2 separate regions of the Homo sapiens genome follow, and region 1 is linked to region 2. A link is a contact called in ENCODE POLR2A ChIA-PET data. All regions are on one chromosome and are shown on one strand. Each heading gives the region's core, a stretch centred on a gene start or an enhancer-like site at or near the end of the contact. The rest is flanking DNA. Distances are from core to core; before and after follow the strand shown.

Region 1 (6,860 bases), core at 2,476-4,975, 440 kb before region 2:
GACACATTATGGTAGAGATTAAATGATCCAAATAGAAAATGTGTGTGTGTGTGTGTGTGTGTGTGTGGTGTGACCGTTTTAAATTGCTAAAATGGTTTTTGACCAATGCTTAGTTTGTCAAATCCATAATCCTGGGGAAACAATAAAAACTTCAGGTACACTTCTGCTACCTGATTGGCCATTTGAACATTTATAGAGGGAGTTCATTCAATTGTCATTCGGAATGCATATTTTCTGGTTGTATAGAAGCTTTCCCACGAAAGAAGTCTGATGATATAACAGTAGCTAAAAGTTTATTAGGAAGTGTGTTTTTTTCAGGGGGCATTCCTGGAGAAATCTCCAGTGATAAATGTATTTGTTTCATTGAACAAATTGTAAAACAGTTAAATAAGAAACTACAGACAAAATAGTACTAGGCAAAGCTAAGTAAATCAACTGGATTGTCTTGGTCAAAGGTATTGCAGATTGATGACAATTAGATCCACTTTCAGCAGAAAACATCAGTTGACCCTTTATAAAACAGTCACTGGAAGGCCTATGCCCCTAATAATAGAAACTCATGACTAGGCGCTGTGGCTCACGCCTGTAACCCCAGCACTTTGGGAGGCCGAGGCGGGTGGATCACCTGAGGTCAGGAGTTCCAAGCCAGTCTGGCTAACATGGTGAAACCCCGTCTCTACAAAAATACAAAAATTAGCCAGGCATGGTGGTGCATGTCTGTAATCCCAGCTGCTCGAGAGGCTGAGGCAGGAGAATCCCGTGAACCCGGGATGTGGAGGTTGCAGTGAGCTAAGACTGAGCCACTGCACTCCAGCCTGGGTGACAGAGCGAGACTCTGTCACACACACAATAAAACCACACACACACACAAACAAAACAAAACAAAACAAAAACTCATGTATCTTCTGCTCCTAAACTTTGATATGGCTAACTGTGGCTTTAATGCATTATGCCAAAGTGCATTTTCACCAGGTAAGGAAGGTTTTCATGATCCACTGACTGAGGACAATTAAATCCTTCATGATCAAGAACATAGAGATTGGGTCTTCTAGAAACAACACACCTTGCCACCCACACTGCAGCAAAACTTTAGGACTTTGAACCTTGGGTCTGTAATCTCACAACTCAGAAGGGCCCCTCCAGACTCTTAGAACTGTATATCTGTTGGAGACCTCAAGATAAAGCTAACCAGGGAAGTTTCTCACCAGAAGCAGATGGAATCCTAGATGTGGAAAGCTTTCTCAAGATGACAGATCAAGACTTCTTTGCCATCATGAGACTCTTACCTCTCTTAATTTTTTCCTCGCTTATGCCTTTATGAAGACTAGAACTAGAAAAAGTCTTGTGTGGACCCATGGGGTATACTTTTATTTGTGGAGGATTTCACCGCTAACCTTATGCATGAGCAACCTTATGCCTTGATGGATAGAAGATGAAGGGCCAAAGTGGGTGAGGAATTTTCACGGTACCTTTGTAGCTCCATAATCAGTCAGAAACAGAACATTGGTCTATTTCTTTTAACCTACATTATAGGTTGAAGCAAACGTTGCCAGGAGGCCTTCACCCTTCTGAATGGGCATAATTCGTTAGGTTGCTTTTTCCATGATTTGGGGTAAATGAGGCAATGATTAGAAATTTGTCCCTCATAGTAGACTCTATAGCAGATTCAACTATAAACACTATGCTAAAGACTTCTTTAAACTTTTTGCTAAAGTTGTGCTACATAATAGAACTGCTCTAGGCTACTTACTGGCTGAACAGAGAAGAATCTGTGCAGTTGCTGACTACATATATATATATATATATACATACACACACACACACACACACACAGAGAGAGAGAGAGAGAGAGAGAGAGAGAGAGAGAGAGAGAGAGAGAGGAGAGAGAGAGAGACAGGATCTCACTACGTTGCCCGAGCTGGTTTCGAACTCCTGGGCTCAAACAATCCTCTTGCCTGGGCCTCCCAAAGTGCTGGGTTATAGGTGTAAGCCACCATGCCCAGCCAATTGCTGACACTTCTTGTTGCACATGGATGAATATGTCAGGTACTATAGAGATTCATTTGCAGGGGATTAAAAAACTGGCTGCTTGGTCGAAACTCGTAGACCATTTATCAAGCTTATTCTTTAATCTATTTAATTTTAGTTGGTTCAGTTCATGGGGACCCTGGCTAAGCAGCATACTCCAAACTCTTGGTATTGTCCTTCTGGTAGTCATAATAGTCATCTCCCTGGTGAAATATATCCTCTCAAAAATTGTAAATGTTTAATGCAGCCATGCATAGAATGTCAAATGGTCTCTCTTCAACTGGGATGACAAAATCTCAAAGAAATACATAATCATGAGGACACTATAACCTATGAAAGACATGTTGAGACCAGAAACCCAAAATGATCATAACTGAGAGTAGCAATTAGCGATGTTTTGGTCACACTCTCACTTAAGTGACAACATGATCAAAAGGGGAGAATTGTTCAACAAAATTATGGGAGGCCATTGTTTTGGACTGAACTCATGCACTAGGCCCCAACAGACTAGATTGGATCTAACCAAATGGAGTCAACTCATGCTAAATGCAGCACAATCAAACTAAAACTTTAAGGAAGCATATGGATCCCCAAAGAGACCAGATTTTTTTTCTCCAGAAAAGAGGGGATTATAGTATAATAAGGAAGTCGTCTCTGCTCTACCCTTTACAAAAAGGGAATCTAAATTCCTCGTTTCCACCTTATAAAACACAGTGTTCCACTATTTCTCAGTGGGATTTGAAACCAAGTAAGTCTATTTGCTATGGTGACAAAGTGACAGCAATACATAAAGTTTGGTCAACCTCTTCATTTTAAGAGGTTGACTAAAAGGAAGAAATTGTTCAATTAAGTTTAGCCTAAAGCTGCCTGCTTACATATTTTAAGTTTAGTCTGTAAACATATTAAACTGTAACCTAACTGGATGTGTAAACAGACAGTACCAATCACTGAGTTTTAGCAAATCACAGGTGGTCAACTGTTCAAACTATGTTCAAATAAAATAAACACCGATCTGTAACCAATATGGCTATTTCTATACATCACTTCCATTTTCTTTTTTAATTTTATTTATTTACTTATTTATCTATTTCGAGACGAAATCTTACTCTGTTGTCCAGGCTGGAGAGCAGTGGTGCAATCTTGGCTCACTGCAACCTCCACCTCCCAGGTTCAAGAGATTCTCTTGCCTTGGCCTCCTGAGTAGCTGGGATTACAGATGTGCGCCACCACACCCGGCTAATTTTTGTATTTTTAGTAGAGAAGGGGTTTCACCATCTGGCCAGCCTGGTCTCAAACTCCCGACCTCAAGTGATCCACCCACCTTGGCCTCCCAAACTGCTGGGATTACAGGCATAAGCCACCACGCCCAGCCTGACTTCCATTTTCTGTATGTCATTTTCCTTTTTTTGTTTTTGTTTTGTTTTGTTTTGTTTGAGACCAAGTCCTGCTCTATCATCCCCCAGACTGGAGTGCAGTGGGATGATCGTGGCTCACTGCAACCACCACCTCCTGGCCTCGAGTCATCCTCCCACCTCACCCTCCTGATTAGCCAGAACTATAGGTGCACACCACCACGCCTGGCTAATTTTTGTATTTTTTTGTAGAGACAGGGTTTCAACATACTGCCCAAGCTGGTCTTGAACTCCTGGGCTCAAATGATCCGCTCTCCTTGGCCTGCCAAAGTGCAGGGATTAGAGGCGTGAGTCACCACGCCCAGCCCATTTTCCTTTTCCTGTCCATAAATTCCTCTCTGACCACATGGCAGCATCAGAGTCCCTCTGGTTCAGGGAGTTACCGGATTCATGAATCATTCTTTGCTCAATTAAACTCTGTTAACTTTAATATGTCTAAAATTTTTCTGGCTGGGCATGGTGGCTCATGCCTGTAATCCCAGGCGGGTGGATCACCTGAGGTCAGAAGTTCAAGACCAGCCTGGCCAACATGGTGAAACCCTGTCTCTACTAAAAATACAAAAATCAGCTGGATATGGTGGTGGTGCCTGTAATTCCAGCTACTTAGGAGGCTGAGGCAAGAGAAACACTTGAACCCGGGAGGCGGGGGTTGCAGTGAGCCGAGATCGCGCCACTCCACTCCAGCCTGGGCGACAGAGGGAGACTCTGTCTCAAAAAAATAAATAAAATTTTCTTTTAACATGTGTAAGAGGCTGGGCGCCGTGGCTCATGCCTATAATCCCAGCACTTTGGGAGGCCAAGGCGAGTGGATCACCTGAGGTCAGGAGTTTGAGACCAGCCTGACCAGCATGGAGAAACCCCATCTCTATTAAAAATACAAAAATTAGCCAGGCGTGGTGGCAGGCGCCTGTAATCCCAGCTACTTGGGAGGCTGAGGCAGGAGAATCACTTGAACCCAAGAGGAGGAGGTTGCAGTGAGCCGAGATCGTGCCATTGCACTCCAGCCTGGGCAACAAAGCAAGACTCTATCTGAAAAAATAAAACAAAAACAAAACGTGTAAGAGGAAAGGTCTCATACTTACTAATATAAACGAATTGAGAACCAAATGCTCCATTCGCCTGTCCTGCTGCTCTGGAGATATCACCTCTCCCCTACTGCTTTTGAGGCCCAGGTTTTCAGTTATTCCCAGTCTTCTTTGTCCTGTCGTCCTTGCCTTCCCTCAAGCACTCATGACCAAAGAATAAGTAGGCCAAATAGATAACGTTCTTTAAAAAGAGTACAGAGTTCCTGACCTATTCATCTCCACTTTCCAAATACCTTTTGGCTTCAGCTTATCTCATTTTTGCAGCTTTAGCACCGAATGAAAACTGTGCATGAAGGAGCAGGCAGGTTCTCGCTTTGTGAAGCGTCTCCTTGTGCCTCGAGCTGGGGGAAGGGCTAGAATTGCAGTAACAGCAAGAGCACCCAAGAAATCGGTCTCAGTTTCCTTCCCCATTTTCAGAGGACAGTGGAGATCTCAAACAAAGCCAGCTAGGCACAGATTTCTTTAGAGCTTTGGGTTCTTTCCTCTACCAAACATTTTAAATTGTCATGTAAATTATACATTTGTCAGCTTTATCCTTTATGGCTTTTGGTTTTTCAGTCTTGCTTGGAAAGAAGTTTCCTAATCCCAAGACTTAGTTCTTCTTTATTTATTTCTGGTACTTTCATGTTGCTTAACTCTTCAATCCATTTGAAATTTATTCTGGGACTCTCCCCCAAATTAATGGCTTAATCCCTCTAATAGCATTTCTCCACTTCTTTGAAATGCCCCCTTTAAGAAGAAAATATTCTTCTATTCCCATAGTTGTTTCTGAATTGGATTCTGTTCCATTGATTTATTCCACTGATTCAGGGTCAGCACCACATTGTTTTTATTCTTATAGCTTCAAGGTATCTTTTGATATCTAAAAGGACATCCTCTTGTTTTTCTGATTTTCCAAATTTTTCTTGGTTGTTTTATACTTTAGTTTTGCAACCTAGAGCAAGTTATATAAGTCTGTGTCTATTTTCTCACCTGAAAAGGTTAAGATTGTGGGCTCTGCAGCCATATTGTCTGGGTACAAGTAAGGGTCCACCCAGGGAAACAGAGTCTTCTAGGTCTCTCTGGCAGAAGGAATTTAATACAGGGAATTGGCAGCACTGGAAATGGAAGGACTGAGAAGTCTAATGGAAGCACAAGACGCTACTATACAGGGAGTTACGTAGGAGGAGGTAGTGCAGCTAGAGCCCAGAGTGGGGGCCATCTGGTGGGATCTGAAACCCCATAGAGGCTGCCTGATGGGAGCTGAGATCATGGAGGGAGGGCCTGTAGAGTAGATGTGAGAGCCACCTAAGGACATAACTGTTGCCAGAGACACTACAGGAAGAAGAGAAAGAGAGAGAGATACCTTGGCTTCTCTCCACCTCCTCCCTCTCTCCCAGCTTTCCATTGGCTGAACCAACCTGGAAGCCAGAGAGCAAGGGAGCCTGGGAAACGCAGTTCTCTGTGATATAGCACAAAGGCTCAGAAAGGCAGAGAATTACTCCGAGAGGAAAAGGCAGTTGACCACAGCCGTTTATTAGTTGTGTGACCTTGAGGAAGTTAGTTAACCTCAGTTGCCTTAGCTTCCTCCTCCAAAAAGTGGAGATGAATAATAGTAGTACTTTCCTCACAAGGCCACTGCGAGGATTAAATGCATTAGTACGTGTTACATATTTTGTATTATTTAACTTAGTAAGTGTTATTTATTATTATTGTATAAAATGAAGATAGCAATACCTATCTTGCAGAGTACTATAAGATGTTTGCCGGCCAGGCGTGGTGGCTCATGCCTGTAGTCCCAACACTTTGTGAGGTCAAGACAGGAGGATCACTTGAGGCCAGGAGTTTAAGACTAGCCTGGGCAACACAGTGAGACCCAGTCCCTACAAACAAATTTAAAACTGGGGCAAGGGGGAGGGTTTCAAATTTAAAAAAATTTAAAATTAGCCTTGGCCGGGCATGGTGGCTCATGCCTCCCAGCTACCTGGGAGGCCGAGGCAGGCCAATCACCTGAGGTCGGAAGTTCGAGACCAGCTTGACCAATATGGAGAAACCTCATCTCTACTAAAACTACAAAATTAGCTGGGCATGGTGGTTCATGGCTGTAATCTCAGCTACTTGGGAGGCTGAGGCAGGAGAATCGCTTGAACCCGGGAGGTGGAGGTTGCAGTGAGCTGAGATCGCACCATTGCACTCCAGCCTGGGCAACAAGAGTGAAACTCCGTTTCAAAAAAAAAAAAATCAGCCATGCATGGTGATGCATGCCTGTAGTCCTAGTTACTCAGGAGGCTGAGATGGGAGGATCACTTGGGCCTAGGAGTTCGAGGCTGCTGTGAGCCCTGATTGCACCACTGCA
Region 2 (6,990 bases), core at 2,403-4,902:
AGCCTGGTCTACAAAGGGCCACCCTGCTGAACACACTCAATTCCCAGCTACTCAGGCCCCAACAACACACTCACCCTTCATGCAGTCATTGGCTTAGGGCTATTCATTTCAACAATAATTTTTTTTGGCTGCCCTGTACCTTCCCAGAATACTTGAGGCCCTGGAAAGGGAAAGGAAATCTTGAATTATAATGGCCCTGACTTCCAAGATCTTTTTCTAGTGGCTTGACTCAACCATTGGACCGACGGGCCAGTTAAAGGCTAGAACATGGAGTAAGTATGGTAATTTCACAACAGAAATGTGGGAACACAGGCTTGAAAGATAGGCCAACAACACTAGATGGAAATCAGCAGCTATCTTCGACTATCAGATTGACAAATATTAAGAAGAATGACAACATGCAATATTGGCAAGGTGTGGGGAAACAGGTACTGTCATGCACTGGTGATGGGAGTGAAAAATGAAGCAATGCTTCTGTAGGCTACCTGGCAATCTCTACCAAGATAGTAAATGTTCATTCCCTGATCCAGGAATTTATGTAAGTTCAGTTGGCTCTCCAGATCCAGGAGTTTATGTAAGTACAGTCGGCTGTCCAGATCCATGGGTTCTGCATCTGTAGATTCAGCCAATCTCAGATCAAAAACATTCACTTAAAAAAAAAAAAAACTGTGGCCAGGCACAGTGGCTCATGCCTGTAATCTCAGCACTTTTGGAGGCCGAGGTGGGTGGATCACAAGGTCAAGAAATTGAGATCATCTGGCTAACATGGTTAAACCCCATCTCTACTAAAAAAAAACAAACACACAAAAAATTAGCCGGGCGTGGTGGCACACGCCTATAGTCCCAGCTACTCGGGAGGCTGAGGCAAGAGAATCACTTGAACTGGGGAGGTGGAAGTTGCAGTGAGCCAAAATTGTGCCACTGCATTCCAGCCTGGGCAAAAGAGCGAGACTGCCTCAAAAACAAACAAACAAACAAACAAACAAACAAAAACTGTGTCTGTTCTGAACATATTCAGACTTCTTTTCTTGTAATTTCCTAAACAATACAGTATAACAACAATTTACATAGAATTTACATTGTACTAGCCATTATAAGTAATTTAGAGATGAATTAAAGTACACTGGAGGATGTGCATAGGTTATATGCAAATACTTTGCTACTCTATATCAGGGACTTGAAGATCCAGGAATATTGGTATCCATGAGAGGTCCTGGATCCAAGCCCCCATGAATACCAAAGGACAGGTTCAAGGATGTTTGTATATGCATGTGAATGCAGTGTTTTTCAGAGGAGAAAATAAACACACTTAAATGGCAAATAAGCTTTCTCAGGTGGATTATAATATTATAGAATACTATAAACTATTAAAATAATGAGGTAGCTCTATACTAGCATTTAAAGATAACCTTTAAATACACACAAATGTTTTGTTGTGTGGAGAAAAAACCAGGTGATAGGATAGCAATTCATGTAGGATCTGATTTACATAAAAATTTTCACATTCAACTCTGTGGACATTAGACACAGACTGGGAGGAGTTACCAAAATGTTAAAGGCAGGCTAAGATTTCAAGTAATTGCTACTTTTGCTTTTGTATTTTCTGTATTGCTTGAATTTGCATATTTATTTTCATAATCAGAAAACTCAATAAAGCCAGCTTCCCCCTACCTTTGTCTTTTTTAAAAAATAACCCTTTCATTTTAGAATAGTTTTGTATTTACAGAAAACTTGAAAAGATGGTGCAAAATTCCTATATACTCCACTCCCAGCTTTCCCTATTATCAACAACTTATATTAACATGATACATTTGTCACAATTAATGAACAAATATTGATGCATTATTAACTAAGGTACATGCTTCATTCAGTTTTATCGTTGTTTTTGAGACAGGGTCTTGCTGTCGCTCAAATGCAGTTGTGTGATCACAGGTAACTGCAGCCTCAACTTCCTGGGCTCAAACGATCCTCCCACCTTAGCCTACCGTGTAGCTGGGACTACGGGCATGCATCACCACATCCTGCTAATTTTTGTATTTTTTGTATAGACAGGGTTTCACCATGTTGTCCAGGCTGGTCTTGAACTCCTGGGCTCAAGAGATTCACCCACCTTAGCCTTCCAAATGCTGAGATCACAGGCGTGAGCCACTGCCCCCAGCCTCAGATTTCCTTTAGTTGTTACCTAATGTCCCTTTTCTGTACTAAGATTCCATCCAGAATATCAGATTACATTTAGTTGTCATGTTTCTTTAGGCTTTCCTTGTCTTTTTCTTGTTTTTGATGATGCTGACAGTTAAATTTTTTTTTAAATTTTTATTCTCTTTTTTCTTTTTTTTTTTTTTTTGAGACAGTGTCTCACTCTGTCACCCAGGCTAGAGAGCAATGGAGTGATTTCAGCTTACTGCAACCTCTGCCTCTGGGTTTAAGCGATTCTCATACCTCAGCCTCCCAAGTAGCTGGGATTACAGGTGCATGCCACCACACCTGGCTAATTTTTGTATTTTTTGTAGAGACGGGGTTTCACCATGTTGGCCAGGCTGGTCTCGAACTCCTGGGCTCAAGTGATCCACCTGCCTCGGCCTCCCAAAATGCTGAGATTACAGGCATGAGCCACCGCTCCCAGCCAACAGTTTTGAGGAGTACTTTTCAGGTAGATTGTGGATTACCCCTCCATTGGGATTTGTCTGATGTTTTTCTCATGATTAGACTGTGGTTACGGGTTATTCGGAGAAAGACTACAGAGGTAAAGGGCCATTCTCGTCACATCATATCAAGAGTGCATACTATTAGCATTACTTATCACTTGATGTTAACCTTGATCACCTGGCTGAAGTAGTGTTTGTGAAGTTTCTCCACTGTAGTTATTCTTGTTTTCCTCTTTCACACACATGTATGCTTTGAAGGAAGTCACTATGCAGAGCCCACATGGAGGAGGCGAGAGTTATCCTCTACCTTCTTGAGGATGAACTATCTACATAAGTTATTTAGACTTTTCTACTGGGAGATCTGTCACTTCTCCATTTTAAAATTCAATCATTTATTTTTATTAGTATAACTCATAAATATTTATCTCACACTTTGGGTTATAGTCCCATATTACTTTATTTTGTTGCTCAAATTGTTCCAGCTTTGGCCTTTAGGAGCTCTTTCAATTGGCTCCTGTGCTCCTTTGACCTCTTCCCATCAATGTGAGTTGGTGTGTGTGTGTGTGTGTGTGTGTGTGTGTGTATAAAACACTTCCTTACTTTCTGGCACTACATGATGCTCCAGGCTCATCTCATCTTGTACATTTCCTGCCTGTCCTAAAATCAATCTTTCCTTTATGAGAAAAAATAGCGAACATCTGCCTCTGACTAGTCACATAGTTGGCCCTTGCTGTAAAGAGGGAGGATCACTTGAGTCCAGGAGTTCCAAACCAGCCTGGGTTACATGGTGAAACCACTGCTCTGCACAAAAACTTATATATAAAAAACAAAATTAGCCAGGCTTGGTGGCATGCGCCTGTAGTCCCAGCTACCCAGGAGGCTGAGGTGAAAGGATCACTTGATCTCAGAGTTCAAGGCTGCAGTGAGCCATGATCACACCACTGCACTTCAGCCTGTGCCACAGAGTAAGACCGTCAAAAAAAAAAAAAAAAAAAGCCACGTTTGCTCCTTCTGCTCGTTCAGAAACCTCTGACTCAGTGACTGAGCACAGCCCTCTAGAAGAATGCTTTGACCATGATAAGCAGGATAGAGAATAGGTTCCCACATCTCTTGCCTGATTACCACATTTTTAGAAAAGATAAGTTCAATGATTCTAGCCCTTGCCTTTTCCTGTACATAAGACAATGACAGGATGAAGAATTATGCTTCTGTAATCTATAACCAGATGTACTCTTACACCCAAACTTTGATGAGATTTTGCCCGAATGTAACTTCTAAATGATTATTACTTAACAATGACCGGCAATTCTGTTTCAATTAAATGTTTTTAACCTTTTGACATCTTTGGCAGGTTTCCCCAGGATCAAAACCCTAAATTAATTGGTTTTTTTTTTTTTTGGCTTCACATAACTTTGAGATTTTCCAGTTGGGGTTGCTGAAAAACCTAAAAAAAAAAAAAAAAGCATCTGTCATCTTGCACAGATGTTAAATGATTAGACTTATTTGGTAAATTATAAGGAAAGCATTATCAAATCATAAATGATACTAGGTCTTCCAGTTATATTTATGGGTATGTTATTGATATAAATGTTCTATAATTATATAAATTCAAAAATATTCTAATATGTTATCTGTCAAATAATTTTGATTGTAATGTTAAATGTTTTCCAAAGTTACATTTCCAAAGTATGGATGTTATTAATGTGAGCATTCTAAAGAGTAAATAAAATTTATAAAAGTCTGATGGTCCTGATGGGCCACTGTCTGTCATCATTCTGGTTGTTATCTTAAAATACTATATGTAATAGAAAGAACTACATTTTCTTCAATTGAGAACTTTCATCAGATTTTAACCATGGCTATTATAAGTTTTTGTCATCCACAGTTATTGTTTTGAATTATTCTCTAAGTACTCTTTTTTTTTTTTTTTTTTTTTTTTTTGAGACAGAGTCTGGCTTTGTCACCCAGGCTGGAGTGCAGTGGTGAGATCTCAGCTCACTGCAACCTCCACCTCCCCGGTTCAAACAAGTCTTATGTGTCGGCCTCCCAAGTAGCTAGGATTACAGGCGTGCACCACCATGCCTGCCTAATTTTTTTGTATTTTTAGTACAGACAGGATTTCACCAGGCTGGTCTCGAACTCCTGACCTCAAGTGATCTGCCCACTTTGGCCTCTTAAAGTTCTGGGATTACAGATGTGAGCCACTGTGACTGGCCTTAACAAGTACTCTTGAACACAGATGTCTAGTAACTTTAAGATCAATGGACTAAACAAAAAATTCCAGAACTCTAATGAGAGCATTTACGAAGATTGCCAAACAACAATCAGAACAAGAATTACATGGGACTGAACTGATGGAGAACTAAAACGATTTTCATGGGGCTGAACTGATGGAAGGTTACAGTGATTTTTATGACTTCTGTTTGAAACATTGCTGATTCTATTTATATTTTGTTTTCCAAAGTGAAGAATGCTTCTTTTCTTTTGAGCTATTTTTATCTTACAACAATTGGATAAAGTTTACTTTTGTGAACAAAATTAAAACATTTACCTTTCTCTCTACCTAAATTCTTCAAAATTGGACAACTATTCTTCAATGGCTAAAGCCACAGTACTGGTCGCCCACTGACAAGAGATGAATCATTATTCAGGAGAATGGCATGCAGCCTTGTGTTGTGACCTACCCCATGCTGCTAGCAATCTGGCCTGCCTGCAATAAGAAGATTCTTTTCCCCTGCCAAGAGAGGTAACTTCCTGGGAATGAGCCTGATAACATCTGACAAGATTAATGATTGTGCCTCTGTAATCTACCCACCCAAACTTTGATGAGATTTTGCTGTAATGTGACTTCTGAACACAAGCAGAGAACCTCCATCACCCGTATATAAGCTGTGGGCTGAAATACTGCTTTGGAGCAGTCTAACAGAAACGCTCTGAAGGACCCCTCTGGGGTTGGATTCCTCTGTAAGACTCTGAATAATACTAACTTTAAGTGTCTAAAGGCTTTTTTTGTTTGTTTGTTTGTTTTTGTTTTTGTTTTTTTCTTTAGTGGCCATTTCCAAGGAGCCCTGGTTTCTTTTATTGGAGGATGGCATTATTAGAATCTGTGCATCAAGTGTGCACATTACAAATAAGTTAAAGCCAGCTTTATTTTCATAAGGAATGAAAATCATCAGCCATGTAGGTAGACAGGGAAGGCCAGTGGCAGAAGAAGGGTCCCTGTTAGGAAGGCAGGCGGGACGAGACACTTTCCCTGGGAGAAGGGTGTGGCTGGGGCTGCGTCACAGGAAACTTGCAGAACAAAGAGAGTCCACTTAGCCCTGTTCTGACCCCATCTCAGGGTTCCTCCTGAGTGGCCAGTGGGCTGGGGGTGGGAAGAAGCAAGGGCTCTCCTCTCCCTCTCTCTCTATCCCAGGGTCACTCAGAGCACGCGGGAAGGGGCAGGAGTGGGAGGTCCCTCCTCGGTGCCCGGCTGCGCCAGCTGCTGCCGTGTTCTGGTGTACCAGGCCGGACCTTGCGCAATGCCTTTGGGGTAATCTTCAAACCTATGTCTGCTGATCACTCTCTTTAGCTGCCTGGCAGTACCGCAAACCCAGTTGTGGAAAGTCCCACCACAAGGACCTTGACAGAGGTGGAGGCCCTCCCCATGCAGAAGCCAGAGAACTGCGCCCATTCTCCCGGTATCCTTCCGTGGGGCCTCAACACAGGCGTGTACTGCTCAGTGCGCATGTGCAGTCAGGTCTGGTCGGGGCTGGTAGCGGGGCACGGGGAGGTGGGAGCTGACTCTTGCCCAGCCCTGGCCCACGGCAAGGTGTCAGGTACACTTGGTGACCGACCCAATATTAGCTCGCGAGTAGGGTTGCTAGATTTAGCAAATAAAAATATAGGACATACTTGTGCTAAATGGGGCCTGCTTATACTAAAAAAGAAATCCGTGTTTATTTGAAATTAAAATTTAACTAGGCATCCTGTGTTTTATCTGGCAGCCTCACCCAAGAGAACTGTCTGAGGACTGTCTCAAGCCAGAGCAAAGTCAGAGTTGGGGCTCTGCCCATCAGGGTGTCCTCTTTTAAGTCAGGTATCAAGTCATCTCTTACCCAGTCATTTTGCCTGAAATCCTGGTAATATTCAACACTTCCCCGGCTGACAAAAGGCAATTAGAAGTGTCAGCATTTGTTTTGCCATGCGGTGGGGTTGGGGACACTGACTGTGTCATTTACCCTCAGTCCCAAGCACAGCACCAGGGGCTCAATGTCAGGGTGATATCCAAGGAGCTGAGGCGCATGCGCCAAGAGTGTGGAAAATTCAAAGACGGCACCTGAAAAGAGAATCAACTAATCTACTG

Evidence for each region. ChIA-PET counts read pairs that join two places held with the same protein, here RNA polymerase II (POLR2A).
Region 1: POLR2A ChIA-PET joins it to region 2 with 21 read pairs in IMR-90. The contact joins two enhancer-like sites. POLR2A ChIA-PET finds 5 or more read pairs at or near these places in 2 of 52 experiments (IMR-90 and activated CD8-positive, alpha-beta memory T cell).

Annotation. Positions count from the first base shown.
Region 1 is chr2:85,495,511-85,502,370 of GRCh38, forward strand. No RefSeq gene overlaps it. Among named protein-coding and RNA genes, the nearest start is that of PARTICL, 40 kb to the right of the region's middle. Within about 2 kb of position 3,726, at least 18 of the 41 ENCODE cell types and tissues checked have a DNase peak (open chromatin) inside an H3K27ac peak, as active enhancers do.
Region 2 is chr2:85,930,584-85,937,573 of GRCh38, forward strand. It overlaps LOC124906031 (a long non-coding RNA gene), which reads right to left and starts at 6,968. Exons shown (of 2, transcript XR_007087120.1): 1 at 6,743-6,968; 2 at 4,045-4,089. Within about 2 kb of position 3,653, at least 3 of the 41 ENCODE cell types and tissues checked have a DNase peak (open chromatin) inside an H3K27ac peak, as active enhancers do.